Regions from separate parts of the Homo sapiens genome. Here region 1 is linked to region 2. A link is an interaction called in ENCODE POLR2A ChIA-PET data of the cell type or tissue named here. Cell type or tissue: PC-9. All regions are shown on one strand. Region 1 overlaps ACTN4 (actinin alpha 4). Region 2 overlaps LGALS7 (galectin 7).

Evidence for each region. Peaks named below come from ENCODE experiments on the same cell type or tissue, not always from the same donor. Only the 100,000 strongest peaks of a DNase experiment are listed, where the experiment ranks them.
Region 1: POLR2A ChIA-PET joins it to region 2 with 10 read pairs; 9 of 35 experiments call an interaction of 5 or more read pairs at or near these places.

What each region holds. Positions count from the first base shown.
Region 1 is chr19:38,654,320-38,662,319 of GRCh38, reverse strand. All of the region lies in intron 1 of ACTN4 (actinin alpha 4), which reads right to left. Among named protein-coding and RNA genes, the nearest start is that of ACTN4, 11 kb to the right of the region's middle. RefSeq lists enhancers at 1,372-2,062, 3,844-4,489, 6,701-7,569, 7,570-8,000 and a silencer at 6,532-6,581. In PC-9, a CTCF peak has its summit at 3,929; DNase peaks (open chromatin) are centred at 119, 2,719, 3,489, 4,339 and 2 weaker places; H3K4me3 peaks cover 2,691 bases; H3K27ac peaks cover 8,000 bases.
Region 2 is chr19:38,764,704-38,772,703 of GRCh38, reverse strand. LGALS7 (galectin 7) reads left to right here. Exons shown (of 4, transcript NM_002307.4): 3 at 674-875; 4 at 1,565-1,736. The coding sequence ends at 1,678. Among named protein-coding and RNA genes, the nearest start is that of LGALS7, 4.8 kb to the left of the region's middle. RefSeq lists a silencer at 2,682-2,851. In PC-9, CTCF peaks have their summits at 2,577 and 2,779 (motif pointing left); no DNase peak of the experiment used is centred here.

The DNA of each region.
Region 1 (8,000 bases), 110 kb after region 2:
CTTCTTGCTGGGTGCTGTGTGTTCAGAGGCAGGAGTGTCTATCAATAGCCCAGAGCTCCCTGTTGCTGTTCCTCCCTCCTTGAGTAAAAGCCACATAACTCGTTTGACAAGCTCTGCCTTCAAATGGGGAGTTGTGGGTCCAATGAAACCTACTGAAACCTGTCATATTCCTGGACTGGTTTCCAGTGAGGTACAGAAAGCTAAGCACCTCAGACTGAATCAGCCTGTATGCCTGTCTCTTTCTCTGAACTAGAACCACCCTCACTCCAACTGACCAAAGGAAACAAGGAGGAAATACTAAGTGAAAGAGGGATTTATAGAGAAGGAAAGGACCTAGGAGAAAAGCCAGTTTAAAAATCAGGCTGCCAGGCCGGGCGCGGTGGCTCACGCCTGTAATCCCAGCACTTTGGGAAGCCGAGGCGGGCGGATAACGAGGTCAGGAGATCAAGACCATCCTGGTTAACACGGTGAAACCCCGTCTCTACAAAAAATACAAAAAATTAGCCGGGCATGGTGGCGGGCGCCTGTAGTCCCAGCTACTCGGGAGGCTGAGGCAGGAGAATGGCGTGAACCTGGGAGGTGGAGCTTGCAGTGAGCCGAGATTGTGCCACTGCACTCCAGCCTGGGCAACAGAGTGAGACTCCGTCTCAAAATAAATAAATAAATAAAAATAAATCAGGCTGCCATCTTCTACAATACTTATTGGAAAAAAAATCAGGCTTCCTGGCTTCCAACTTCAAAGAAGGAGACTCAACATTTTACAAAAGATGCTTTGTAAAGCAAGTGGCATCCCACCAGGTAGAAATGGCCTCTTGATGGGACCAAAGGAGGCTGGAACTTGTTCATGTTGTAAAAGTTAAGCTCCCTAAGAGAGCCACACTACAAAGCCATTATGAGTAGTACACAGTGCCATAAAACTCCAGATTCAAAGTTACCAACGCTTTAATCAAATACACGTGCCGACTGCCGAAATCATCACAGAGATAACTGCAGCTTTTGTTTGGCTGATTCATGTTCTGCCGTCTTGGGGTTCCCACTTTAGAAGTCAGTTCTGGTTTGGCCTGTCCAGGAGGCCTGGGAGGAAAGGGTAGGAGCGCCAGAGTCCTGGAAGCATGAGGTTCCTGACCTACTGGCATCTAAGAGGGACTGAGTTTGCAGGCGCAAGTTGAATGTAGACTCATCAGCACTTCTAACAACACAGCTCTAAGCAATCTGGCTGTGCCCATCTCTTCCACGGGCTCCGCTCTGACCACTCGGGCCTTTCTGCTCCTCGGGGGCCCCCTTGCTTGGTTTTCTCTGTTGGAAGCGCGTTCCTCTGGTGCTCTCTTGGTTCTCTCTTTCTCATCCGTTAAGGAACAGCTGAAATGCCACCTCTTTGAGACCTTCCTCTCCATCTGAAGTACCTGCACTGCACACTCCTCCCCTCACCACCCGCTCGCAAAGCCATTCCCAATCACTAGACTTCAGTGTAGTGTAGAAATAACAGCATAAACTTGAAAGCCTCAACTTCTACATTCAAATCCTGGCACTGTCACAGGGGCAAGTGGCTTAAAGGCCCATGGATCCATTTCTGCATGTAAGGGTAACAACACCTGCTTCACAAGATTATACAAGTGAGTCCATGGGTCGGGCATGGTGGCTCGCGCCTGTAATCCCAGCACTTGGGGTGGCTGAGGCGGGTGGGTCACCTGAGGTTGGGAGTTCAAGGCCAGCCTGACCAACAAGGAGAAACCCCGTCTCTACTAAAAATACAAAAATTAGCCAGGCATGGTGGCACGTGCCTGTAATCCCAGCTACTCGGGAGGCTGAGGCAGGAGAATTGCTTGAACCCAGGAGACGGAGGTTGCAGTGAGCCAAGAACACGCCATTGCACTCCAGCCTGGGCAACAAGAGCGAAACTCAGTCTCAAAGGAAAGAAAAAAAAACAAAAACCAGTCAGTCCATGGGAAGCACTTAGAATAGTGTCTAGCACAAGGTAAAATGCTAGCTGTTATTTAATTTATTGCACATAATCCTATCTGAAGTTACCTTGTTCATTATCTATATGCATGCTGTCTCCCCCACCAGCCTGTGATAGATCAAGAACGTGTAGAAATAAGGCTGGGGGCGGTGGCCCATGCCTGTAATCCCAGCACTCTGGGAGGCCAAAGCGGGTGGATGACCTGAGGTCAGGAGTTGGAGACCAGCCTGGCCAACATGGCAAAACCCTGTCTCTACTAAAAATACAAAAATTAGCCGGACATGATGGCCACGCCTGTAGTCCCAGCTATTTGGAAGGCTGAGGCAGGAGAATAATAGCTTGAATCTGGGAGACAGAGGCTGCAGTGAGCTGAGATCCTGCCACTGCACTCCAGCCTGGGCAACAGAGCAAGACTCCAACTCAAAAAAAAAAAAAAAAGATCATATAGAAATAAGATGGAGGAAGTTTTGCATTTGATCATCTGATTTCCTTGGTAGCCACAACCAATCCCAAATAAGGGGGCACACTCCCCAAAGACCCTCACTGCCCATACTCTGACATAATTGAACCCACAGAGCTTGAGCTGCTGCTCAGAAGTCTCATGTTTAAACTATGCTTGGAATGTCTGATAGGAACATGCATTTATTTTTAGGCAAGAAAGTTGTCTCCTAAGCTAACCCTGTGGCCCCAGAGCAGGCCGTATTTGGCAAGAACTGCTTTGTGCTTGTTTATTAAAGAGGCCCAAAACTTTCTCAACTCTAAGGTAGCTGCTAAGAGAACTCGGTGCGCTGTGAGTCTTATATTTTTATGGTCAAAGTTTGCTTCCTGTGAATCTCTGAGGTGTTTCTACAAGGCTAATAGGAGTCAAGTGTCACCCCTTACCTTCCACAGCTTCAAGCCACAATCTATTAACCAATCATCCCTCAATTGGCTCACAGCTCTCAATGGATTCAATTCTATCCTATGGCTTGTGCCTCATCAGTGTTAATGAAAGTTACAAAGGGGCTGGGCGCGGTGGCTCATACCTGTAATCCCAGCACTTTGGGAGGCCTAGGTGGGCATTACGAGGTCAAGGGTTCAAGACCAGCCTGGCCAACATGGTGAAACTCCGTCTCTCCTAAAAAATACCAAAACTAGCTGGGCGTGGAATGCATGCCTGTAGTCCCAGCTACTCGGGAGCCTAAGGCAGGAGAATCACTTGAACCCAGGATGCGGAGGTTGCAATGAGCCGAGATTGCACCACTACACTCCAGCCTGGGTGACAGAGTAAGACTCCGTCTCAAAAAAAAAAAAAGAAAAGAAAAGAAGAAAAAAAAGTTACAAAGGGAAAGGGAAAATTAGTTCAAAAAATGGCCAAGAAGGCCCTCCCCTAACCGGTCTAGGTATTTCATCTCACCCCACCATGAGACACAGTGTCGGGTGATTATAGCCGACATTCTTGAAAAAGACATTTAGAGACAGCCCTTTCTGTTTTACACAGACAAGTCCTACCACAGTCTTGGCAGTGTAGCTCAAACGATCCAAAAAAAAAAGTAACTGCCTCACAATCCTGGTGATGTTTACCGTCTGGATACCTTCCAGGACTTGAATATCTGAATCATGACTGGTTCGTAGACAGCCTGTAAGAAGGGTCGATTCATCTGACTGCCCTTGAACCGGCCTGGCAAGTTGGCTCTTCCAGACATTTTGAATTTTGAAACTGACTGTATTTCATAGGCCAGAACTGGAAGATCACAGAAGTCTTCAAATCTCTGACCCTTCCAAATGCAAGGCATACCAGTAACAGCCAAAGAAGCACTTTGTGAAAGTGTTTAATATTTTCATCCAATATATAGTTTAAGGCAAGGTACTCATTTTCTTAAAGAAAAGCAGGGAGTGACAGAGAGAAAAGGATTTGCTGTTAGATTTGGATTAGGGAGGATGTGGATTTAAAAAAAAAGTTACTTGTGCTTGGGATTTGTGGGAAATTTAGAGTTCTTTTTAATTTATCAGTGTTTGTGGAAGTAGGCAAAAGATACAGGCATATTTTGTCCTATTATTAAGAAGTCACATAGCTGAGATTCCAGTTCCAAACTCCTAGAGAAAAAAAGCACTCTTCTAGGCTACAAAGCCAGCAGCGGATTTCATGGAGTGCTCTCCTTTTTCTTCTCCCTCTCTCATGCACAAATGCACACTCCTCATCAACACAATCAACTGGCCCAACTCCTGCCCCGAGGACAGAGGGCCTTCATCCCCTACCTGGCAAGGCTGCTGTGCCTGTAGGTATTTTCCTGTGATACCAAGTGGCAGGATCTTTTTTTCTGCCCGGGGCCTAACACTCCACCATTAGCACTGCCTCTGGTATGAGGGCACTCCCCAAAACAGTAAGTAAGCAACTTGGTTTCCATGGTGATAGCAACTAAATACCTTTTACTCACACCCAGATGGAGATTGATCATAGAATAGTAATTTGTTAACCGTTACACATACTGAGGCCTTGATGACACCAACTGAAGTCAGCTTCCACCACTGCCCTTGGCCTTGGTAAAAGAAGGCCTGTCATTTTGCTAAGGCAGGCTGTAGACCCACAGTCCTCTTATTGTGACGTCCCCCTCAGGCAACTTCCCAGCATGTCCAGATGCCGAACCACCTGCGAGCTTCCTTCCAAGATGCCTCTCCTAACCTCAAACTGGCCTTCACCACCGAAACGAAGTGTGTATTTAAAAAAGGAAAAGAAAGAAAGAAAAAAGAAATGCATCTATTTCACTTCCTGCAGTCCCCTCAATCTGTATAGCTGTAATTAAGACATTATTAGAACTGGAATCAGTCATTACTACTCAGGAGGTAAGATATTAAAACTCTTTATCTTGGGCTTTTTGCAGATTAAAAGCCTGGGCAACATAGTGAGACCCAGTCTTTACAAAAAATTTAAAAATTAGTTCGGGCACAGTGGCTCATGCCTGTAACCCCAGCACTTTGTTGGGCCAAGGTGGGTGGATCGCTTAAGGTCAGGAGCTCAAGACCAGCCTGGCCAACATGGTGAAACCCTGTCTCTACTAAAAATACAAAAATTAGCTGGGCGTCGTGGCGCGCGCCTGTAATCCCAGCTACTTGGGAAGCTGAGGCAGGAGAATCACTTGAACCGGGGAGGCAGAGGTTGCAGTGAGCTGAGATCGTGCTACTGCACTCCAGCCTGGGTGACAGAGTGAGACTCCATCTCAAAAAAAAAAAAAATTAAAATTAGCTGGCCATGGTGGTGCACACATAATCCCAGCTACTAGGGAGGCTGAGGCTGAAAGATCCCTTGAGCCCAAGAGTTCAAGGCTGCAGTGAGTTATGATTAGGCCACTGCACTCCAGCCTGGGTGACAGTGAAACCCTGTCTCTAAAAAATCAAAACAGAACAAAAACCAAATGTGTTCCCTTCAGACATGGAAAACACAAAGTGGGGTATACTGCCTGCCTTCTGTGCTTCCTCTGATCCACCTAGACTGTGGCTTCCACCCACTCTCAAAAGACATCAGGGAGGGGAAAAGATGAAAAGAAAAACCCACTAGAAAGCTAGTGACAGACATCACTCAGCCCCACACCTTTGGGGGGGAAACTTTAAAAAACATAAAACAAACCACAAAGTCTTCTTTATTCCTGCCTGAAGCTGAAGACACAAATGCTATTGTATTGCTGGTGTTCTAGCATCCCATTCAATCATTGCAACACCATCCACGATATTTCCCAAGATGACTTCATTGTGTTCTGCAGGGTAGTAACTGCCGCTTCCAACTACTTCTGCCCCATGTGGATAGTTCCACTGGAAGACAAAGAATCTGTTCTGCTCTGATATTTGGAAGAAAAACATTTAAATAAGCCTTGTTAACTCAGCAGGAGGGCACTGCTTTCCTTTCAAAATGTAGGGTTCAAATCCGATGAAGGGGTGGCAGTGTGCTTTCTTCGTGGGAGGGGCCCAACTCTAAGAAGAAAACTGGAGCCTTAAGAGAAAAAGTTGGCTGGGCGTGGTGACTCACACCTGTAATCCCAAGACTTTGGGAGGCTGAGACCAGACTGGGCAACACAGCAAAACCCCATCTCTACAAAAACACAAAAATCAGTCAGGCGTGGTGGTGTGCACCTCTAGTCCCAGCTACTTGGGAAGCTGAGGTGGGGGGATGGCTTGAGCCCGAGGTCAAAGCTTCAGTGAGCCAAGATTGTTCCACTGCACTCCAGCCTTGGTAAAAAGAGTGACACCCTGTCTCAAAAAAAAGGAACAAAGGCAAGAAAAACGAAGAAAGAAAAAAGTTGTGTGAGGAACAAATGATAAACCCACATTTCTTACAGCTAGCCCTCTGTATCCATGGGTTCTCTATCTGTGAATTCAACCAACAATGGATCGAAAATACTGGAAGAAAAAAAATGAATGGTTGCATCTGCACTGAACATGTACATATTTTTGTCATTATTTCCTAAACAGCACAGTGTAACAACCATTTACGTAGCATTTAGCATTAGGTTATAAGTAATCTAGAGATGATTTAAAGTATTCAGGAGGATGTGCATAGTTAAAATGCAAATTACACATCGTTTTATCTTACATAAGGAACTTGAGCATCTGTGGATTTTGGTATATAAGGGGGTTCCTGGAACCAATCCCCCACAGATACTGAGAAATGACTGTATTTTCAATGTGTCCTGGTTTCTTACAAAACCTCAAAAGCACTAACACTTGAAACTGAAGATGAATCAAGCATCATCCAGTCATGAGCCATATGTTCGAGTCTAGTATGGCCGGATGACACACAGAGCCAAGAGGGGCTGTGTGCTCCTGGACAAGGTGCTGCCCTGCCCACCTCGACCAGATGAGATCAAGTTTTTTTCCCAAGTGTGACATACACACATGGAAAATTTTAAGGGTTATCTACACCTTACATTACACCCTGAATCACATTGAGAAAGTTATTTCCTTTGATTCTCTTGTAAACCTGATGACTTCAAAGAGAAAGTCTCTGCTTGGTGCTGGTGGGTCTTTAACACCTCACCAACACTTGCCAATCCCTTTCTAACAAAGGGAGCAGGCCTCAAGCCTGGGGGGCCTTCAGCCCGAGTGGTAACCACCTGGAAACAACACTGTTTTGTTTTCAATGTGTTTATTTTTGCAGTTTCCTTCTATTATATTTATGGCCAGGGGAGCTGGGTTTTCCAGTTGCCATACTCTTGTCAGTTTTCCTTTCAAAACTTAATTTAAAATGCAAACTGATTCAAAGGAAATTATTATGTGTCTATAAAAGTGGTTATGGAAAATCACAAATGGCTGCAGTTTACGAAGGAAGGGGATAAGCACAGGGGGACTGCTCTGGCTGGGGAGCCTCACTCCTGGGGGAGGGGGAGAGAATGGAACTCATCCCAGGAAGGAAGGAGCCAGCACAACAACAGGTGGCAAACAGCAAATCCCACGTAAACTCACTCCACTCGCCTTCAGATAACACTTGCATAAATCACAACCAAGAAAAAGGCCACTGACCTCTTCCAGAGTAAACGCTGTTCAAACTAAAGGGAAGGCAGGCAAATTACACCAATCAGCTTCTAAGACTTTCCACGGACATTCCAAGTTAATGCCTCTCTTGTTTATGGAGAAAGGGGAGGGGAGGGACGTGAAAAAACACAACCAAAAAAAGGCACAACACCAAGACAAATGCCTCGGGGATTTTTATAATCCCAGGGAAACTGCTACTTGGATAAAACTTCCCATGCACTGATGTAAGGATGCTCTTGCCAGTTAAATATATGCAAAGATTTAACTCCTTTTCTTTTTCTTTTTTTTTTTTTTTTGAGACGGAGCCTTACTCTGTCGTCCAGGCTGGAGTGCAGTGGCGTGATCTCAGCTGACTGCAACCTCCACCTTCCAGGTTTGAGTGATTATCCTGCCTCAGCCTCCCCAGTAGCTGGGATTACAGGGGTGCACCACCGTGCCCGGCTAATTTTTTGCATTTTAGTAGAGATGGGGTTTCACCATGTTCGCCAGGCTGGTCTTGAAGTCCTGACCTCACGTGATCCACCTACCTCGACCTCCC
Region 2 (8,000 bases):
GGAGTCCTTGCCAAGCCATCCTTTGACTTCCTGGCTAAGGAACTTCGGGCCTTCTGGATTCTGAGGTACCCTGGAAATACTGGGGTTCCTGGTATTATTCTTTGTCCTGTAGAAGCTGAGGGTTCCCTGAGCATCAGGAGCACCCTGGCTATCACCCAGACCTCCTGGGCAGCTCCCAGGCTCTTTGGAAATGAGGGCACCCTGCCCTAAGCGTAGTGAGTTTGGTCTGGGTAGGTTTCTGCCAAGGGCCTCATGATATTTTGGCTGCCTTGGGAATCTAAGCTCCCTGGTCATTAGTCGCCTACCTCTCCTTCTGCGGTGTGTGCCTGTCTTCAGGTCCCTGTTAATTTGGGGGTACTCTGGGAATGGGGAGTGCCAGTCCATAAGACCTTCACTTTGGTCTGGGCGGTTTATGTTTTGTTTGTTCTTTCGTTTTTTTGTAAGGTGGGGTCTCGCTATGTTGCCCAGGCTGGTCTTTAACTTCCGGGCCCAAGCGATCCTCCCTTCTCCACCTCCCAGAGTGCTGGGATTACAGGGTGAGCCACTGCACCCAGCCAACATTTCATTTACTTATTCATTCAAAGTAAATTGTAGACATCGGTATTCCTCACCCTCAACATTTCTTGGTCTGGGTGGTTTCTGAGCCCTGACGGCCACCATCCTCCTCTTCCAGGTTCCATGTAAACCTGCTGTGCGGGGAGGAGCAGGGCTCCGATGCCGCGCTGCATTTCAACCCCCGGCTGGACACGTCGGAGGTGGTCTTCAACAGCAAGGAGCAAGGCTCCTGGGGCCGCGAGGAGCGCGGGCCGGGCGTTCCTTTCCAGCGCGGGCAGCCCTTCGAGGTGCTCATCATCGCGTCAGACGACGGCTTCAAGGTGCGTCTCTGCGACAGGGGCGTGGACGCCAAGACTTAGGTCCCTGGAGCAGAGGGTTGGGCAAAGCCAGGCTATTGGTGGAAGGCAGGGAGGTTCGGGGCGGGGTGAGGGGGGTAGGGAAGTCGTGGCCAAGGCGGAGAAGGGTGTCCTTCGACCCTCTCTCTCGCCTAAACAACTCCCACTTGGGTCCGAGGGACAGAGAGACAGCAGGGTCAGGACGAGGCGAGCACCAGCCAAGTGTCCAAGGGGTGGGCGTCCTAGCGGGAAGGCGTGGCCCAGACTCGCCATCCCAGACCCTACTCCCAGTTCATTCCTTCCTGAGGTCCGGGGTTTGAGGCATGGGGAGGGATGGGTTGGAAACAGCGCCCAGGAACTCGTCCTAGCAAGGATTGGCGGGTGGGAGTGGCGGCAGATCCTCCACCACCCACAGCTTACGCGAATTCACCTCCCTCCTCTGCGCTTTAATAGCGGGTAATGGTCGCTGAAATGAGAATATCCATTACCAGCACTAAAAAAGCCTCTTTTTACTGTGCCACACAGTCAACTCGTTTGATCCTCACGCAAGAGTTAGAATGAACAATAGCCCCATTTTCCCAGTGAGGAAACTGAGGCCCAGAGGGGATGAGTGATTTCCCCAGGGCCACCCAGCACGGGCCTCCGGAATCCTCACCACCGACCCTCCCCTGCAGGCCGTGGTTGGGGACGCCCAGTACCACCACTTCCGCCACCGCCTGCCGCTGGCGCGCGTGCGCCTGGTGGAGGTGGGCGGGGACGTGCAGCTGGACTCCGTGAGGATCTTCTGAGCAGAAGCCCAGGCGGGCCCGGGGCCTTGGCTGGCAAATAAAGCGTTAGCCCGCAGCGCGACTGTGTCTGTGTCCCATTCACTGAGATGAGCAAACTGAGACCCAGAGAGGCCAAGATACTGGCTCCGGGCCACACAGCGAATCCGAGGCGGAGGCGGGCTCTGAGCCTGCCTGTGCTTAGGACACTTTCTGTCTGCGAAGGCGTGAGGGTCGCGATCTGGGAAGGAGTGGGTGTGGGGCGTGCCCTGACGCAGCATTTGTGCAAAGCAAGCCAGCTGGGAATGCGGTCGGGCGGACCTGCTGGCGTTTGGGGCGCAGAGGCGCTCACCGCAGGTCCTGGTGCCCCCACTGCAGATCTAAGGGGCGCCAACATGGGTCCATCTGCAAAGGGGGCGAATGAGTCCCACCTTTCTGGTCATTTGTGGGCCCCAATCCTACGGGTGGAAAGCGTGTTATAAGATCCCGGGTCCCTGGGTCCCGTATCCCCCTGCAGCTCATCTCTCCCACCCTCTTCTCTCCTGGCCTCCCGCCCCTAGAGACGTCCCAGGTGGGGCTGGGAAGCCCGACGGGCGTCTCCGGGCTCCCGCTGTTCCCCGAGTCGGGACAGGTACCCGCCTGCGCACCCTCGGGGCAGACGCGATGGCAGCGGCCCCGGCTCTGCGGAGCAGCTGGGAGGACTCGAAGGGCGGCGCGGGATTTCCGTGGCGCAGCGAGCCCCATTCCCACGCGCCCTCCGCTCTCCCCGACGGCCCCGACCGCGGCCCTAGCCCTGGTCACTGTGACGGGAGGGGAAGCGGACGCCAAGTGCAGCCCCGGCCCCAGTGTGACTTTCAGGGTTCAGGGCGTCGCTGGGGCTCCCCTTAATGGCGGGGTTGGGGTGGGAGAGGCTGGGAGCACTGTGAGCCCCGAGCCCGCACCCTCGGCGAGGCACCCTGCAGCGACCGCGGGCCTTAGCCGGGGACAGAGAAGCCACGCCAGGGCTGTGATCGGAAGCTGCACGTGGGTGCTCGGGACCGGCTGTTCCGGAACCTTCGTCCGGATCCACGCCTTGGTGGGCGCGCCCAGGCTTGGGCCTGGATCCCCGCCCTTGAGCTTCCGTCCCCCTGGCGGCCGCCGCCGTCATTGCTGCCTGGACCAAGGCGGATGCAGGAAGCTGGGGTGGTTCCTGGCCTGGCCTGAATCTGATTCTGGTGTCTGGTGGGGACGCCAGGTTCGCCGCGGGGCCCAGGCGCGTTCAGGACCTGGGGTTTTCTGCCCCTGCGACCCTCGGGCTGGGCAGTCTCTTCCCGCGTCCTGCCCTGGAGTGGGTGGGCGGTAGTCAGGAGGGAGCCCTGCTCAGGTGAGGAGGCCTGGGAGAGGCCGGATTCTTTTAGTCCTCCGGGGCTCCTGCTTGAATGAGTTAGCTCTTATTTCATTTGGCTGTGACGAGTGGTTTCAACATACTATTTTTTTTTTCGTAAAGATAACATATACATGTGGTACACATTTCAAAACATACAGTGAAATGAACATATTATTGGCACAAGTGGTGAATGTGGTTGGGCCTTCGGATTAGATGGTAGCGATTCAGCCGTGTTAATGTCCCGATTTTCACCGTGCCTTACAGTGTGCACGTGGGAACCTGTCCCTGTTTGTGGAAAACATAGTTAGGTATTTGGAGATGCAACATGTTTGCGATTTTTTCTCAAATGGTTCACCGAGAATGGAGATTTGGAGCTGGGCGCGATGCCTCAGGCCTGTAATCCCAGCACTTTGGAAGGCTGATGTCGGAGCATCGCTTGAGGCCAGGTGTATGAGACCAGCCTTGATAATATAGCAACAGCCCGATCGCTACAAAAAATTTAAATATATAACAAATGGAGATTTATACTGTTATTTTTGTGTGTTTGTCATTTATAAATATACGTGTATATATGTATATGCACATATATGTACACATACATCTATCCTCTTTACTGGGAGAATACTGCTGTTTCCCTGGTCTTCATTTCATGTGTATCTTTCAGAAAATCCCCTGTGGACCTCTGCACATATGCACGGGTAGTTTCTTCCCCTCCATGCATAAATGGTAGCACCCTCCACCCACTGGACGGTTTTCATGGCTTAGGAACGTGAGTCCCAGCAGCATTCCCTGAGTTCCTACTATGTGTAGCCGCTGCGCTAACCATTCCTTCAATCCCCGAAACAACCTTCTGAAGGAGATCCTCTATGCATAGTTTCCTAATGAGGAATTTGGTGCCCACGAAGGTTGAGTGAATTGGTTTAAGATCACACATCAAGTAGATGGTGGACCCAAGTGAATGCGATTCCTCTCCTTGGGGTCTTAGCCTCTGGAAATTACATTTTGTTTGCTTTCATTTATTACTTTATACATATGTGTGTGTGTGTGTGTGCGTGTGTGTGTGTGTTTGTGTATATGTATATGTGTATATGTGTGTGTATATATGTATATACATATATATATATCCGTTTTTGTTTTTTTTTTTTTTTTTGAGACAGAGTCTCGCTCTATTGCCCAGGCTGGAATGCAGTGGCGCAATCTTGGCTCACTGCAACCTCCACTTCCTGGGTTCAAGCGATTCTCCTGTCTCAGCCTCCCGAGTAGTTGGGATTACAGGTGTGTGCCACCATGCCCAGCTAATTTTTGTATTTTTAGTAGAAATGGGGTTTCACCATGTTGGTCAGGCTGGTCTCGAACTCCTGACCTCAGGTGATCCACCCACCTCAGCCTCCCAAAGTGCAGGGATTACAGATGTGAGCCACTGCACCCAGCCACTTTTTATATATTTTCAAAGACAACGTCTTGCTCTGTCTCACCCAGGCTGGAGCATAGGGGCATGATCCCAGCTCACTGAAGCCTCGACCTCCAAGGCTCAAGCGATCCTCCTGACTCAGCCTCCAGAGTACCTGGGACTACAGGCACGCACCACCGTTCCTGGCTAATTAAAAAAAAAAATTTTTTTTTAAGGACAGGGTCACTCAACCTCTGTAGGCATCAAATTCCTCATTGGGAAGTTTCCCAATTGGGAACTCAAGGAAGGGTTGGCACAGTGGCTAGACACAGTAGGAACTCCTGGACTCAAGCAATCCTGCTGCCTCAGCCTCCCAAAGTGCTAGGAACAGAAGCGTGAGCCACCTCACCTAGCCTTGGTGTTTTTAATATCAACTTCATTGAGATGTCATTTATACACAGTAAAATTCTTCCTTTTAAAGTGTACAGTTTTGGCTGGGTGGGGTGGCTCACGCCTGTAATCCCAGCACTTTGGAATGCCGAAGCAGGTGGATCACCTGAGGTCAGGAGTTCGAGACCAGCCTGGCCAACATGGTGAAACCCCATCTCTACTAAAAATACAAAAATTAGCTGGGCGTGGTGGCGCATGCCTGTAATCCCAGCTACTATGGGGGCTGAGGCAGGAGGATCGCTTGAACCTGGGAGGCAGAGGTTGCAGCGACCCGAGATGGTGCCACTGCACTCCAGCCTGGGCAACAGAGCAAGACACCATCTCAAAAAAATAAATAAGTAAATAAAAAAAATTTTAAAAAGTGTACATTTCCGTGAATTTAGACAAACACATCCCATTGTGTGGCCACCATGATCAAGGTAGAGTCTACTTATGAGATTTCCATCACCCCTCCCAGCCACACCCCTGGCACCTGGGTGGTGACCACTGATCCACTCTCAAGCTTCTTAAATTAGTTTTTCCTGCTCTAAAACTTGGTGGAGGCTGGGCGCGGTGGCCCTCTCCTATAATTCCAGTACTTTGGGAGGCTGAGGTGGGTGGATCACCTGAGGTCAGGAGTTCAAGACCAGCCTGGCCAACATGGTGAAACCTGTCTCTACTGAAAATAGAAAAATTATTTGGGCATGGTGTCGCATGCCTCTAGTCCCAGCTACTCGGGAGGCTGAGGCAGGAGAATCGCTTGAACCTGGGAGGTGGAGGTTGCAGTGAGTCGAGATCACGTCACTGCACTCCAGCCTGGGGGACAAGAGCGAAACTCCTTCTCTAAATAAATAAATAAATAAATAAATCTGGGTAGAAAAGTATAGTACTCTTTTTGTAAAAGTCTGGCTACTTCTGCTTAGCGCACATAATGTTTAAGTTCATTCGTGTGTTTTCTTCATGCAGTTCATTTCTTTGGGTTGTAATCCATTGTGTGAACCTGAGTTTGCTGATCTGTTCACCTGTTGATGTACACGTGAGTTGTTTCCAGTGTGGATGTTTATGAATAAAGATTGTATGAAAAGTCTTTTTGTGGGCTGATGTTTTGATTTCTTTTGGGTAAATACCCAGGAGTTGAGTTGCTGTGTCATATAAGTGTATGTTTAAGTTTATTTATTTATTATTATTATTATTTGAGCCAGGGTCTCCCTCTGTCACTGAGGCTGGAGTGCAGTGGCACCACCATAGCTCACTGCAGCCTCCACCTTGGCTCAAGCAATCCTCCTGCCTCAGCCTCTAGAGCAGCTGGGACTATGGGTGTATGCCACTATGCATAGATAATTTTTATTTGATTTTATTTATTTATTTATTTATTTATTTATTTATTTATTTATTTTTGAGATGGAGTTCCACTCTGTCACCCAGGCTGGAGTGCAATGACGCGATCTCTGTTCACTGCAACCTCCACTTCCTGAGTTCAAGCGATTCTTGTGCCTCAGCTTCCCGAGTAGCTGGGATTACAGACGTGTGCCACCATGCCCGACTAATTGTTTGTATTTTTAGTAGAGGCAGGGTTTCATCATATTGGCCAGGCTGGTCTTGAATTGCTGACCTCAGGTTATCCACCTGCTTCGGCCTCCCAAAGTGCTGGGATTACAGGCATGAGCCACCACGCCCAGCCTAATTTTTAAATTTTTTTTAGAGGCAAGGTCTCACTGTATTCTCCAGGCTGGTCTCAAACTCCTGGGCTCAAGCAATCCTCCTGCCTCAGCCTCCCAAAATGGTGTGGTTACAGGCATGAGCCCCTGTGCCCTGCCCAATATGCTTACCTTTATAAGAAATTTCAGGTCGGGCGTGGCGGCTCATGCCTGTAATCCCAGCACTTTGGGAGACTGAGGCAGGTGGATAATCTGAGGTCAGGAGTTTGAGACCAGCCTGACTAACATGATGAAACCTCGTCTCTACTAAAAATACAAAAATTAGCCAGGTGTGGTGGCAGGTGCCTGTATTCCCAGCTCCTCGGGAGGCTGAGGCAGGAGAATCGCCTGAACCCGGGAGGCGGAGGTTGCAGTGAACCGAGATCATGCCATTGCACTCCAGCCTGGGCGACAGAGCAAAACTCCGTCTCCAAAACAAAACAAAACAAAAAACAAAATGAACAACAACAAAAAACACTTCAAGTTTGTGATCTGCTCAGGAAAAAAAGAAAGAAATGGCCAAACTATTTTTCAGTATGATTGAACCACTCTATACTCCCAACCTTCAGTATATGAACATTTCAGCTAAGCTTTATCCTTATCAATACTTGGTATTGTCAGGTTTTGGGGTTTTTTTGTTTGTTTTAATTTTATCCATTCTAGTGGATGTTTATTGATATTTCATTGCTGTTTCCATTTGCATTTTCCTTTAATGTTCTTGACCATTATTTGACATGCCTGTGGCCATTCGATATCCTCTCTTGTGAATCGCCTGTTCAAATCTTTTGCTCATTTTCAATTGGATTGTTTATTTTCTTCTTATTGAGTTGCAAGAGCTTTTCATATTTTCTGGATATTTCCTTTGTCAAATATATGTAATATGAATATTTTCTCTCCTTCTGTGGTTAGCCTTTTCATTTTCTTTTCTTTTTTTCTTTTTTTTTTTTTTTTTGAGACGGAGTTTTGCTCTTGTTGCCCACGCTGCAGTACAATGGCAGGATCTCGGCTCACTGCAACCTCCACCTCCCAGGTTCAAGCAATTCTCCTGCCTCAGCCTCCAGAGTAGCTGGGATTACAGGCGCCCGCCACCACGCTAGCCAATTTTTGTATTTTTAGTAGAGACGGGTTGTCACCACATTGGCCAGGCTGATCTCAAACTCCTGACCTCAGGTGATCCACCCACCTTGGCCTCCCAAAGTGCTGGGATTACAGGTGTGAGCCACCGTGCCCGGCTAGCCTTTTCATTTTCTTTATTTTTAGTTTATTTTATTTTTTGAGACAGAGTCTCTGTCGCTCAGGCTGGCGTGCAGTGGCACAATCTCAGTTCACTGCAACCCCCTCCTCCCAGGTTCAAGTGATTCTCCTGCCTCAGCCTCCCAAGTAGCTGGGATTACAGGCACCTGCCACCATGCCTGGCTAATTTTTGTATTTTTAGTAGAGATGGGGTTTCATCATGTTGGCCAG